Regions from separate parts of the Mus musculus genome. Here region 2 is linked to region 1. Evidence: chromatin contacts called from ENCODE POLR2A ChIA-PET data. All regions are on one chromosome and are shown on one strand. The core of a region is the stretch at or near the end of the contact, and the rest is flanking DNA. Distances in the headings are between cores, read along the strand shown. Region 1 holds the start of Clns1a (chloride channel, nucleotide-sensitive, 1A). Region 2 holds the start of Aqp11 (aquaporin 11).

What was found. ChIA-PET counts read pairs that join two places held with the same protein, here RNA polymerase II (POLR2A).
Region 2: POLR2A ChIA-PET joins it to region 1 with 11 read pairs in embryonic stem cell. The contact joins the promoter of Aqp11 here to the promoter of Clns1a in region 1. POLR2A ChIA-PET finds 5 or more read pairs at or near these places in 3 of 5 experiments (Patski and embryonic stem cell).

The regions. Positions count from the first base shown.
Region 1 is chr7:97,691,712-97,699,286 of GRCm38, reverse strand. Clns1a (chloride channel, nucleotide-sensitive, 1A) reads right to left here and starts at 2,630. Exons shown (of 7, transcript NM_023671.2): 1 at 2,418-2,630. The coding sequence starts at 2,557. It overlaps Rsf1os2 (remodeling and spacing factor 1, opposite strand 2), which reads left to right and starts at 2,820. Exons shown (of 3, transcript NR_154552.1): 1 at 2,820-3,175. It overlaps Rsf1 (remodeling and spacing factor 1), which reads right to left. Exons shown (of 16, transcript NM_001081267.2): 16 at 6,505-7,575.
Region 2 is chr7:97,733,685-97,741,259 of GRCm38, reverse strand. Aqp11 (aquaporin 11) reads left to right here and starts at 3,013. Exons shown (of 3, transcript NM_175105.3): 1 at 3,013-3,891. The coding sequence starts at 3,273.

The sequences.
Region 1 (7,575 bases), core at 1,381-3,880:
GGCGCACGCACTCGGAGGCAGAGGCAGGCGGATTTCTGCGTTTGAGGCCAGCCTGGTCTACAGAGTGAGCTCCAGAACAGCCAGGGCTATACAGAGAAACCCTGTCTCGAAGCCCACCCCCCCCCAAAATAAAGGTATTTACAAAAACAAACCCCTCTTGATTTATAGAGCAATTTTGATAGTGGACAAAGCCTGGGAGTTTACAGAGTGAATATGAAGGAAAACAAGCTTGATATGAAGAGGGGTGATGAGTTTGGTTGGTGGATGTGAAAGTAGTTGGGCTTCTGAGTTTGTATCTGTGGAGCATGGTATCAAGGGGTATAAAAGTATCTTATTCTCCTGTAGTAATGTCATCTCTAAAGTTTTCATTCCTGTCTGCTAGCCTAGGCTTAATCCTGGAAGCTTCTAGCCTCCATACAATCTAATCTAGGCATAGAATATTTATAGACTTAGACTTACTGCTGAATAAACTCACCCTTTCCTGTTCTCTCAAAGCTCTAACTGGCTGGTTTAACTCAGCTGTTCTGGTGCAAACTCCTCTCCAAGCTGACTGACTCAATCGGGTTTCTCTCAGCTTCTGACTGAATTGTTCTGCTTGACATCAAGGTAACTCTAGCAATCTGTCCTGATCTTCTGGCTCCTTCTTTTTCTCTAACCTGTCTCGGTACAACTGTCCCAGTAAAACCGCCTCCTTCCTCTCTCTGAACTGCTCTCTCCAGTAGCTTTCCTTTCCTCTTTTCTCCCGAAGGTTGGGCGTATCCTATTTGGTCAAATCTTTCTCGGATTTGATCATTTTTTCTGCCACTCAACTAGACATCACTTTCAAACATGGTGCTTCCTTCCACAAACTAACTTTACCTTCACTATTTGGGATTCAAGGTGTGTACTAAGGCCTTGTCTGTATTCCAGCCAGAGGCAATAAAGATGTGGACTAAAGGCTGTGCCACACCACACCTAGAAAAAGGTTTTTATCTAGTATACAATCTCATTGTTTACAGTGTGATCAAACATCCTGCAACACAAGGCAGATTTGGAATCAATAAGTAGGTGTTTACATACCCATTGTAGTCAGCTATATAGCCCAGAAGAGAGGCCAGGGAAAGTACCTTAGAGAGACACATGCTTCAAGAGTCTTCAAGTCTTTTGAAAGAAGACTTAGGAGAGAGAAGGAATGGAAGAAATAGACTGTAAACTGGAAAACATCTGCTGGGTATAAGCAGTAAGATCTTTGGTGATCTCCACAATTTCTTCTGCATGTGGAGTGGTGGAACACAGATATATTCCTAACTTTGACAAGATCCATTTTATTTGCCCATGTGTATTAGTCAGGGTTCTCTAGAGTAACAGAACTTACAGAATGAATGAATGAATGAATGAATCTCACAACTTCTTCCCTCCCATCCCTTTTCTTTCTCCCTCATGGCTACTCCAAACACATATACCAACCAAACTGCGCACCCACCCACATTTGTATTTCTAGTCGGTGTCTAAACACCCAGTCCCACTATCCACACTGTTCTCTGAACAAATAGCTCTTTACACGTTTATACCCTGGGCTCTGTAGTAGGCATAATCTTGGTCCCCAAGAGATTTGTTTTCCAGTGCCATGAAAGAAGGGACTTTGAATGTAATTAAGATTACTAATCTACTGATGGTGAAATAAACGAGATAGCCTGGATTTTCTAGGCAGGAGCAATGTTATAACTCGAGCTCTTAAAAGCAGAGGATTTCCTTTGTGGCCAACAAATAGAATATAGCAAAAGGTAAACCAGAGACTCTGAAAGACAGGAAAGAATGAGAAGAGAAAGAAAGAATGAAAGAAAGAGGGGGGAAAGGAGGGAGGAAGGGAAAGGAAAGAAATGGGGAGGGAGGGCGGGTGAACAGGAAGGTATGGGGTGGGGGTAGGAGGGTATGAGCGTGTATGTAGTGTGTATTTTAGTGGCATGTCTATGTTATTGTGAAAGTACTGAATCCTGCAGGTAGTGAAATAGAAGAATTCCTTCCAGGACCTGCACATCCAGGAGTCGGGTTCGGCTGGTTGTGACTCCGCCCTGCGTGGGCCTGAAGATGGTCCTTCCCCCCAGCCCCCACAAACACACACACTTGAAGCAGAACATCCCAGCTCATTAACCAAACGTCGTAACCCGTCACAATCTGAGCTACATATTCCACGCAGGGAAATCGTCTAGTTGACACGACCATTCCGAAAGCTAGGCCCACGGAAAAACTAACCGAGGCTCTGCAGACTCAAAACTCAACGTGACCACGCGCCAGGCTTGCAGGAGACAGGCCGGTTCGCACAGGTCGTTAGGGAGAAACGCGGGCTAGGGGACAGAACCAGCCGAGCTCGGGAGGGGACAATCCCACCCTGCCCGCACAATAGCGCCGGCCGGCTGGTCGGCGCCCCCCAACCTTACCTCTCCGCGATGTAAAGCGTGCCGGTGCCGAGCCCCTTCCCGTTCAGCACAGCCTCGGTGTCTGGCTGCTGCAGCCGGAGCCCGTCGGCCGACCCAGGCGGCGGGAAGCTTTTGAGGAAGCTCATTGCCGGGGAAAGCATCGCTCCACGCGAACCGAGAGAGGCGAGTACCGCAATCGCGGCTCGCACGGAGCTGCCCCGGAAGCAGTAGTCGTAGCCCGGAAGAACAACTTTCTCAGCGAGGGCCTTAGCATGCGGTTGACCATAGAGACGGGATGTTCTAGGCAACTCAGAGGTCCGCAGCGAGCCGGCTGGCTTTTGTCACGTGGCATCGGTTCCCCTTTCCCGCTCCTCTAAGGATGCTTAGAATAATCGAGTGTTTTCTATGTGGTTCTCTTTGAAGGTCATAGGAGCAAACCCCGAGAGAGGATGTATAAGGAATACCAAGCCTTTCCCAACAAAAAGCGGGAAGGGACCCAGGCCCCAGGAGTCCCTCGCCGAAGGAGGACTCACAGAAATAAAATCCACACGCATCTGGAGATCCCAAGTCTCCCGGCTGGGTGCACGAGTCTACCCTGCTTCCGCCTCGTCAGGCCTGTTCTCCTTGGGTTCACACAGCCATTTACCAGACCTCTTAGTCCCCACGTCGCCGGAGAGATCGAGCGCCCCATCCCCACGAGTCATGCCACGAGCACGAAAAGGTTACATTAATGATGGACAGTGCGCAGCAAGACAGTCAAAAGACTGCCCGAGGGAAAGGTAGGCCACTGGTTAGGAACCCTTGCCTTCCCTGTTCGCTAGGTCCCAGTGAATAAGAGCAGTGAAAACCTACAGGTTTGGTGAATAGAAACCCATAACAGAGACCTATAGACCACACAGCATACGGACTTTACCTCTTATATTTCTTCATGGATTCCTTCGTGGTTTTTGAGACAGGGCTTCTTTAAGTATCCCAGGCTGGCTTCCAATACATAATCGATTTGCACCGAACTCCAGTTTACTGGTACTACTATGAGCACCCATCACCACACTTGCTCAATTAATTTTTTTCTTTATGATACACAATATGAACACATTTTCTATTACCCACTTTAACAGATGGGACCTGAGGCATTAAACTCACAAGCTAGAGTTGGTGGATGGAATTCAGTCAGTTGACCTCTAGACTCCACTTTTTTTGGCTGTAGAATTGTAATATCTATGGGGCTAAGGCTGTTTAGGTTGGATAACATACATGGAGGATGTGATAGCAGTTTTATCTTTCTTTCTCTTCTTCCTCCTTTTTTCCCTTTGGATTCTTTTCAACAGAGGAATCTAAAGATTTTTTTCCTCACATATATGTATATACCTACCTACATACAGTCAGGTGTGAGCCACCCTGCCTGGGCGCAGTGACCCTATCTGCAAAGGCATTAGGCAGTCTCACAAGCTGACCCATGTCTCCAGTCAGTTCCAAGTGTTACGTTTTAAAATTTAGTTTGTTGTTAGTGAGACTAGGAGGCAGGTCCCCTGAACAGGAATGAGAAGGTGGGAGTGGAGTAAGGGAGGGGATGAGAAAAGATTCTAGAACTCTCTGAAGGTTAAAATCCTCGTCATGTGGATATAGATTGAGAGGAAGAATTTGTGACGATGAAGACAAGAATAGACAAAGAAGAGAGGTTAAATATCGTTTCTAAATTTCCAGTTTAAAACGTTGAGTAGGTGTGCTTTCTAAGTGGTAGATTTCAGAAAGAGGTTTTCAAGGTAGGTTCCAAGGGTAGCAGATAGAGTTCTTGCTGGATTAGCTTGGGTTGAATCCCCAGTACTTAAAAAGAGTAGCCTATGAGTCTGATTGGAGAAATGGTTAATCTGAGACATTCCCTAAGACATTTATTTGGTGAAACAAACAGTGCTTGGTTCAGAAAAGGAGCCCCCATGTATGTCAGAGAAAACTGGCAAGAACCAGTATAGTAGTTTCTCATCAATTTGTCTTAGTCTTCAGAATCATTTACATTGTAATAGCCCAATGGCAAGACATTTTATACAAGGTGCTAAGTGAAGAAAGAAATCTTAGCTGTGAAGAAGATCCCTCCAAGCACTGGGTGCCAGGCTCCAGCATTTTAATGCAAACCATCACCTGGAAACAACTGACAGAGCCCCGTAAAGATAAGAGGTTATAAGGGTTCCTGCCTTTGGGTAACAGTAAGAGTTAGGCTTACAAACCCACTCTTACTAGACCAGAATTACTACTATTAGAACATAGGGACATGTTCTAATGAGGTTTGATCATTATTATGTTCTTTATTTTTGGCCCCTATAGTAGAATAAAATGATTTGTTTGGAGAGGTCATAGTACAACGACAGGTATCCCACTAGAAAATAAAATGTTAAAGAACAGACAAAACAGGCTTGTAATAGAAAATCAGAGAACCGAAGTGTGAGGGTGTTCTCTCCTGTTGTGTCAGCTTTCTGTAACAGTTTCTGACCGTGGAATTCAGTTGTTGCCACAGAGCCTGCTGGCTTCTTGGAATTTCTCTTAGAAACTAGTGACATTTTTGTAAGAACTTTTAAATACAGTTTAATAATTCCATGACCTGTTCATTTTAAACACCGAAAGTCGAGCAAGAGATAATTAGAAGACAGATTAAATAGGAACATACCCATCTCTTTCATGCTTCAGAGAAGAACATTATATAAAGAAGAATACTCAGAAGAATGGAGATGAGAGACAAAGAGAACTGAAAAGAGAAAGGCTCAAAAGCAATAGGAAAGCTACCAGGTCACAGACACAGACAGGGGTTAGAATCTTCTAGGGGTTAGGCTAGAAAGATGGAAACTGAGTCAGGTGGCTCTGAAATGGGCAAGAGGTACTGGACAGGGAAGGTGGTCTGTACCACAAGCTTGTCTTGTAGGTTCTAGCTAACTTTCCCTAGAGATGACTGTATGCACTAGTGATGTATACACTAGGCCACATCCTCTTAGTGCTCTTTCTCTGATTGTCGTTTAGACTTTGAATAACCTTGAACTTATTGTCAGAATTACTCAAGGCTTTATCTCATCCAGAAGGCTCCTAACATCTAACATTTAATTTCATTAAAATAGTTTTATTATAATTCCACATCGACTAAATAATTACCATTTAGTGCTTTAAAGCTTAGTTTTTAAAATGAACCATCCTCAGGTCTCTTAATCGAAGATAAAAGTTGACAGCTAAGTTCTAGCCCCATGCTCAGCTAAGACTCTTAAATGTTAGGGCTAGGTTTGGAAAGGTGGCTTAGCACTTAAGAGTAGAAGCCAATCTTTCAGAGGACAAGGGCTCTAATCTCAGCACCCACATGGTGGCTCATACCTGTCTAGTGTAGGGGATCCACTGCCCTCTTAGGACGTCCAAGTACACCATGCGTGTATATTGTTAAACAGGCATACATGCAGATAAAATACCCACATACAAAAAGATTTTTAAAAAGATAAAAAACAAAAAAACAAGAAAAACTATTAAGCCTGTCATGACACTGTCATTTCCTAGCTGATTGCTTTAAAAATCTCAAATTGCTCATAAACATTATGACAGACCAGAAACCAGCATTCATCCCATACAGTGAAATCTTGATTCACACTCTTTCTTCATATAAATGTTAATTGGTAGTTTCAGGTTAGAATTTCACGTACTAATGAACTCTTGCTAGCTTGCTGGCTAAAACAAAACTTACACACACACACAGAGACACAGACACACACAGACACACACAGGCACACACAAAAGGAACAAAAAACCTTTGCCTATGCTGCTGACTTGTAGTGTAGTTGTGTCCACAGAGGGCTGTTTGGAAGAAAGGCCTGGGTTCTATGTGTCAGTTCTCCAGAGGATAAGTAACAAAAACCAAGAATGGAATAGTGTTCCTGGGTATATCTAGTTGATAGGCAGCCTTAAAAACGATTTTGAGGGAGTCGATCTACTTACAAATTTGCTTTCTAGATCATGAAGTAACAGTCTATTCCTGGGTGACACAGAACATCTTCACCTCTTACAAACCAGTTATTGAAAATTCCGAGCTTTCTATAATGCCACAAAATGTAACAGAAACTATGTTTTCAAACACAATGCTAAGTACATCAACTTATTTAAACTTTTTATTATGACAATTAACATATATTAAGTGAAAGAAATGACAAGTATTATAATAAAACATTTTGAAAAAAAAAGTTACACAGTTAGGCCAATAGCTATAAAATGGCTTAGGCCTGGCTTATTACACTGAGAATTCTGATCAGACTGTAATGCGACATTCAACATTTCATTAACGAAAATATTGGCACCAGCCACAACATATTTTGGTTGTCACAAGAAATATTATATTTAAACAACTATGAACTATAGTTCTAACACTCCTGAAGCTTGAAGCTCTCAGGACCTGCCATACTCTCCATACACAAACTTCACTTCACTTGTGTTCTCAGCGTCACCATTGCAGATCTTTGTGCACCTCATTGGCATGTGCAGTACATTATTATGTGACAGCGCACTCCCAGTTCTCTTTGACTAACAGCATGATCCTAATTACCTCAAGAGTTACTTTGATTGCTAGTCTTGGAGCTTCTGCTTCAGCTCTCATCTAAAAACAGTAGTTGGAGAACTATTCCAGCAATATTTTTCTTTTATGCATAGGGAAAATAAAGTATCCCAAATAAACACATCTTAAAATCCAAGACATGTTCTGATTAGGTGCTTCCTGGAACTTAGTTACTACTTTAAAATTGAAGTGAGATTCTAAGATAAGACAATTTACAAACTCTTAGCTGGAATTTATACTCTTCACATTGAAACTCACGGCCCCTAAGCTTCTAAATGGATAGAAATAGCAAAGAAAATTATGTTCCAAATTAGTAGCCAGCAGATGAAGGTTACTTAGAAATTGTCACATTTAGATAAACCTAATTACTTATAAGAATACAGTTGTGCTATCCAGGTAGTAAACCAGAATGGTGAAATTACCGGATAGCGGAGTGGGGGTTGGGGGGAGTACTGACATTTAAAAAGGTGTGGCTATAGCATGGGAAAATGTGCCAGGGAAGACTGGCAGCAGCAGCACTTCTAATAGATTACAAAATTATTTACCAAATAAGGAGGGATAGAAAAGTTAATGTGATTTCCTTTCCTGCCAAGTTTCAGCAAGTTATTT
Region 2 (7,575 bases), core at 1,764-4,263, 42 kb before region 1:
GTGCTTAGTCACCCCCGAACTAAGGCAAGCGTTGCGACATACATCAGCTCAGAACACTGCTAGGCTCAAGGTCAGGGGAGCCCCGGCAGCTGTTCCCACTCTGCTCACTGCGGGCCACCCACGTGGGTGAATTCTTAGGAGTGCGGTGTTGTCATGAACTCTTGGACCCAGGCGGTCAGAACACGGGGTTTCAATTTCAAGCTACTCACTAAGCACGTTTTGCTCTGTGCTGGGCTCTGTGCTAAGGGGTTGGTTACCATGATTTCTGAAGCCAATCAGGTGGGAGAGACAGAGCTCCACACTGCTGACTGGAGAAGCCTGGGGCCTTCTTTCCAGAGACTCCCACGAGACAACGCTGGAATTATTTAGGGGCAGTGGTGAAGGATTTCTCTATGTAGACCAGGTTGACCTTGAACTCAGAGATCTGCCTGCCTTTGCAGAGATTGGGATGTGTGCTACCGGGGCTGGAGAGATGACTCAGTAGTTAAGAGCACTGACTGCTCTTCCTGAGATCCTGAGTTCAATTCCCAGCAACCACATGGTGGCTCACAATGGGATCTGATGCCCTCTCCTGGTGTGTCAGAAGATGATGACAGTGTACTCACATATATATACAATAAATAAATATTTGAGGGGAAAAAAAAAGACGTGTGCTACCACACAGGCTCAAATCTGGGATTCTTAACTTCAGTGCAGAAAAGAATTTCAGGATGAGTTGCTGTGAAGCAAACTGGAGTTTACAAAGAAGAGATTTTCTTTACACAGACTTCAATAGAAAGGCCCTCTTGGACAGGACAATAGCCAACCATAGTTTGGGTGTGGGCTTCTCAGGAATTGTAGTTAAGTGGCTTGGCCACAACTGCACACAATTGCATGTTGATTTTAGAAGCTTTTAGAATTCCATTGATGGAAGTTTTTCTAAGGGCTCCTTCCTATTATTACACACACACACACACACACACACACACACACACACACACACACATCCTTTTTGGTAAATATGAGTATAGAGTGAGTCATAAGATGTCTTGGATATGATTACAACCTGATGAGGTAAATCCTGGGTCACAAAGGTTATTCAAGGGAGATTAGATATATCTTTCACTAAATGGAGCTCCTCATGAGAAAACTAGAAAACTGGGGGAAAGGTTATGTTTCCTTAATCCCTATTCTAACATTCTCTCTCTCTCTCTCTCTCTCTCTCTCTCTCTCTCTCTCTCTCTCTCTCTCTGTGTGTGTGTGTGTGTGTGTGTGTGTGAGACAAAACAACCTTACAGCACTTATTGTTATATAATAATAGCATAAGGGCTACCGAAACAACATAAATAAATGTTTCAGACTGTGTTCCCATTAGAAGACTTTTTTTTTTTTTTTTCCCAAGACAGGGTTTCTCGGTGTAGCCCTGGCTGTCCTGAAGGTCACTCTGTAGACCAGGCTGGCCTCAAACTCAGAAATCTTTCAGCATGATCCAGCCCGGCTGTTTTCTTGTTTTACGGTGAATCTTGTCTGCATCATCTAATACGAGGTTCAAGTACTCCTCAATGCCAATAATGCAGCCATCTATCCCTCTTTCCCAATATTCACTTGCTCACACAGCCACACCGGAATCTGCCTGGCAAGTATCTGAACTTGAGGTTGGCGGACTGCACCATCACCCTCCACACCTTCTGTGGCCCTGGCCCTGGTATGCCATGGTTGGAAGTCACAAAGACCATCTAGGAGGAAGGTCGCCTCAGAAAGTGACTTCCAGAACTATTTTAATATTCCCTTTTTCCCCCCTTCCCTTTTGCTCCGGCCCCGCTCGCACTGGACCATAGGTTTTTTATTTGTTTTTCATTAAGGATGGTTGTGAGCCACCATGTGGTTGCTGGGATTTGAACTCACGACCTCCGGAAAAGCAGTCAGTGTTCTTAACCGCTGAGCCATCTCACCAGCACCTATTTTAATATTCTTATTTGGGATATCTATAAGGCAAACTTCACAATAGATGTTAACTGTGCTGGAATACTTGACTCTCAGCTGGTGCAAGACTTCAGCTCCAGGCTAGCTTCCTTTCCATGGCCCCTCAAACTCCCTTCTTTCCATCCTGCCTCAGGTTGTCCCAGGATTCTGGGAAGCCAACCAATCCAAGGGTTTCCTTCCCACACTGGATGCCAATGAGAACAAGCAAACAATGTTTTCTTAGTATTTTAATATCTCATGATGAAGATAACATAAACATTATAAACTTTGAGGACTTCATGCCTAAACCACCACCTGCAGGCAAGGTGCTTCCAGCAGGTAAAGGTGCCCAATTGAGGACTTGAGTTTGATCCCTGGGACCCACCTTGTGGAACACATGAGATTGGGCACAGCGACCCCCGTATGTATGTATGTATGTATGTATGTATGTATGTATATACATACATATATATATATGTGTGTGTGTGTGTGTGTATGCACATATATAAACATAAATAAGACAATTAGATAATTAAGCAAATGCATTCGATAAAAAATAAAACACAACATCCAAAGTTTGGAAATAGTGGCGATAGCTAGATAAAGTGTGAATATAATTAACGTCAATTTTACACATAAATGGATATATATATTTTCCCCCACACTTACGAAAAAAGTTCGAGTGTGGGTGAAGAAAACCAAAGCTCTAACACCTTGTCAAACCAGTCAAACCTCGGTTCTCACGCCCACTCCCAGTTGACCACAGCTCCTTCCCTGAGGGTCACCTCCTCGCTCCTCAACCTCAGTCTCTCCATTAGTAAAAACGGGGTGGCTGCAAAGATGACCTCTGGGGCTCCGTGGAGTACAGTTTCCGGAGTGTGCAAAGATCAAGGCAGAGTTCCCAAGCCACGCTCCGATCGCCACATGCTCTAGCACCAGCGTGGTGCGGTCTTAGGCTCGGGGTCCGGCGCTGAGAGCCCAGAGCTCGGGCGCCACGCGCGTGCGCAGTGGTCTCGGGGCCCTGGCCCTGTGCTGAGGGAGGCGGCGGAAGGCGGGTGCGCGTGGGGCTCTACAGACCGTTGTCCCCTCCGCCAGTGCCCAGGGACAGCTCCCTCGCCGCCTCCTTTCCCCCGCCCTCCCCCCCTCCCCGGCTCAGGTCACATCTGCACAGCGCAGCCGGGGAGGGGAGGAGCCCTCCAGCGCGGAACCCGGGCTCTCCACTCGGCCCGCCCCTGAGGGGCGTGGGAGGGCGGGGCGGCGGACTTCGGACTCCAGCCCCCGACGCTCCTCTGTCCCTGCCGCCCTCAGCCATCCCCAGCGGTGAGGGAGCCATGTCCGCGCTACTGGGGCTCCGGCCCGAGGTGCAGGACACCTGCATCTCGCTGGGGCTAATGCTGCTGTTCGTGCTGTTCGTGGGGCTGGCCCGCGTGATCGCCCGGCAACAGCTACACAGGCCCGTGGTCCACGCCTTCGTCCTGGAGTTTCTAGCTACCTTCCAGCTCTGCTGCTGCACCCACGAGCTCCAAGTGCTGAGCGAGCAGGACTCTGCGCACCCCACCTGGACTCTGACACTGATCTACTTCTTTTCCTTGGTGCATGGCCTGACCCTGGTGGGCACAGCTAGCAACCCGTGCGGCGTGATGATGCAGATGATTCTGGGGGGTATGTCCCCCGAAATGGGTGCCGTGAGGTTGTTGGCTCAGCTGGTTAGCGCCCTGTGCAGCAGGTACTGCATAAGCGCCCTGTGGAGCCTGAGTCTGACCAAGTACCATTACGACGAAAGGATCTTAGCTTGCAGGAATCCCATCCACACCGACATGTCCAAAGCGATCATCATAGAGGCCATCTGCTCCTTTATTTTCCACAGCGCTCTACTGCACTTCCAGGAGGTCCGAACCAAGCTTCGCATCCACCTGCTGGCTGCACTCATCACCTTTTTGGCCTATGCAGGTTTGTTATTCCTACCAAACACTTGGCAGTCCGGAGCCTCTATGACCAGAGGTTCTAAGTTCTTTACCGATACATTTGAGCACCCCCTGCACCCTACCCTGGGCCACTTATTATTCTAACCACCTTGCAGCCTAGCAGTTGGAGCCAACATACAGATCTTCATTCATTGCTGTTTTGAACACCCAGAGAAAGCAGACACTCCGGTGCCGAAACTAAGATCGTGGCAGATTACTGCCAAAGGCTTAAATAGCCCACAAAGGGATTGTTTTAATGTTAGAAAGGCAGCTTATCAGTTACGGCTCTCATGCCAAGGTGGTATAGATTGCTTCTGACACTCTTACTGAGAAACGATCCGGTCAAAAAGTTCCTTCGAGCTTAAAGTGCACGATAGGTCAGTAGTTGACCGCGAGGAGAAGCAGTTCTGTAGCTGCATTCACGTCCTACTTTTTTCCTACAAATTACTTGTCATATTCCTTATGTGGAGTTGCACGTGGACTTTTAAGTAGACTCCCATGAAAGGTGTGTTTCAAGTTTAAACTGTTCTTGTTTTGTTTTTACGAGACAGGGTTTCTCTGTGTATCCCTGGCTGTCCTGAAACTCACTTTGTAGACCAGGCTGGCCTCGAACTCAGAAATCCACCTGCCTCTGCCTCTCAAGTGCTGGGATTAAAGGCGTTTGCCACCACAGTCCGGCTCAAGTTTAAAATGTTTTTAAAGATGCTCTTTAAAAACAAATCATTCTCAGCTGGGTGTGGTGGCACACGCCTGTAATCCCATCACTCAGGAAGCAGAGGAGGAGGATAATGTTAAATTCGTTGTCAGACAGTGCTAAATACTGAAACCCGGTCTAAGGAAAACAAAACAAAAACAAGAAAAAAAAACCCTCCAGAAGTCTTATTTACTTGTTTACTTTCACAAAGCTTAGCTGCAGTAGCAATTCAAAAATTGTTTAATGATAAAATGCGCCTTTTAAAAGAGTGTGTCATTTAAAATAATGAAATACTTTTACTGGGATGATAGTGGAACTATAAAGAATGTTTTAGAGGCATGAATATAAATAAAGGACACCTAGTGACAGTCTTAATACTTCTTGTACTCATTAAAAGGGAAACCCTGCCTAGCACTGCCCTTCTGGGCTCAAGCCAGGGCACAGTAAACAAAACCCCTTGACTTCCAGTGTAGGCTTGACTTCCTGGGGCAACATGAAAGACTTCAGAAGTCTCCTTTCTTTGAATCTAGCATTGTTTTTTTAGTTGACACACAGGAAAACACATTGTGTGGGATAAGAGAAGTGGGCACGTGCTATTTGAGGGGCCAGTGAGAGTTTCAGCTAAAGCAGAAACTCCCGCTGTGCATGAGCAGTTCTACCACAGGAGAGTTCTGTGCTTGCCCATTAAAGCAGCAAAGAGCTGTGCAGGTGATTCATGCCCGAGATACTAGCACTGGACAGGTAGAGGCAGGAGGAATAAAGTCTTCTGCTACTGACTGGGTTTGGGTCAGCCTGGGCTACATGAGACCTAGTCTTTAAAAACAAGCACACAAAAAATAAAAATCTGAGATTGTTTTATAATTAAAAAGAACTTAAGGACACCTAGATCTTTCTCACCCCCGAATTGTTCCTCCTGCCTCTGTTGATAGTTGTGAAGTTGGTGTTCTTCCTGTACTTTTATGCTCTTAGCACCAAGTTATGATTCCATAAATAATGTATTTACTACTAACTATTCCTGGGCTGGGGATGTAGTTCAAAGATAGAACACTTGCCTTTATGCACATGGCCCTTGGCTCTTGTGAGGGGTAAAAACGTCTTCCAAAAGAGAAGAAAAGTGACCCTTGGAGTTATTTCTAAGTAAGAGGCCAATGGAGAAGGTCTCTAGGATGTCAGTTTAAGGGTCTGAAGCTCGGCTGATTTCTTGTCGTGAATACTCAGGACTAAACCAATCTCTGATGCAGACGTTCTCAACAATCTCTTTCCAAATCTCTGGAGTTTTAAAAATATACCCATTCTGGTGCAGATCTCAGCATCTAACTGCTCTGGGAAGGGGCGGAGGAAGTGTCAGAGTTTAAAGTTCTGCCCAGGCGATCCGATTATGAAACCGGTTTTGAACAATGCTCTAGAGTGGACCTGCTTTGTCCTGCTCAGCAGCCACTGGCTCCAGGTGCCTATTTAGATTGAAGTTAAACTTCAGCACTTCAGACTGTATGTGCATTCCTCCGTCACGCCTCACTGTACTAGAGCTGGTGGCTCTGGTATTGGTCAGGGCCGGAGACTGCAGGGGTGGAACCAAATATACACTGGTTATAAAGCTACATGCCTTTCTGCCAATATAAAAGAGATAAGAGTACTCCCTAGGTACCTGTTATAGACCCAATCACTTTGCTAAGGAATTCATGGGTTACCGTAATTCTCACAGTTACCCAGGACGGGCACATTATTCTTCTTCCCATTTTAAGTAAAGCAAATAGCACTGGGGAAAGAAGTGACCTGCCTCAGGTTGCAGCGAGGCTAGGCTGGAACCATGGCTCACACTGCTGGGTATCAGTTTAACGATGTAATTATCAGCATTTCCATAGTGTGCACAGATTGCTTGGCTATAAAAGGGAGTAAAGTTCTGACATATGCTACATGGATGAACATAATGTTAAGCAAAAGAAGCCTGGCTTTTTTTTGTTTGTTTGTTTTTGTTTTTTTTTCGAGACAGGGTTTCTCTTTATAGCCCTGGCTGTCCTGGAACTCACTCTGTAGACCAGGCTGGCCTCGAACTCAGAAATCCGCCTGCCTCTGCTGGGATTAAAGGTGTGTGCCACCACTCCCGGCTTAGAAGCCTGGCTTTAAAAAAAAAAAAAAAACAAACAAAACCCAAAACAAATACTGTGTGACTCTGCTTCCAAGAAATACCTGAAACAGGCAAATTCAAAAACTGAGAAAGTAAATAGAAGTTACTGAGAGAGCAGGGGGTGAGGGTAGACTGGGTGAGGATGCACTATTGAGTAGGAATAGGATTTGTGTTGGCAGCAGTGAAAAAAAAAACACATGAAAACTTAGGGTCAGGTGTGGTGGCTTAGTACTCAGGAAGCAATGGGGAGAGGATCAGAAATTCAGGTAAGCCTGGGCTATGTAGTGACTTTGAGGCCAGCCTAGGCTACACAAGATCCTAACATAAATAGGATGAAAAAGAAGACACGGGGGAAATGTTGAGGGGCTGGACCACTTTTGGGTAAAGTTGGTGCTGATGGCCACGCAGCACTGTGAATACAAAGAACAGCAAATGGTGTGCGTGATGATGTGTGTGTATGAAAACTTAAAGCTTTTCATTATTACACAATTCTGTTGCCAATAACCCCTTAAGCCCTGGATTAAGCAGGTTTCTAAGGTTAAGATCTTATAGAGACATCACTTTGTTCCTATGTAGTGTGAAACCCCAAGAGGAGGATGTGAAACAGGTTTGGGGTCCTTTCTGTCTAGAGTCTGTAGCCTAAAAGAACGCACCTTGGAAATGGCCGCTCCTGGACTTACCATTCCTGTTACTTTGCAGATAATAAGTCATGACTGTTCCAAAGATAATGGACTGCCTTTGACTGCTAGAGTGTCTGATAAGGATTTGAGCAACAGAGCAACAGGCTCATAGGACTGTGCATTCACTGCTTAGCACTCGTTTTTAATGGGTGGAAACTAAGCCTATGGCTG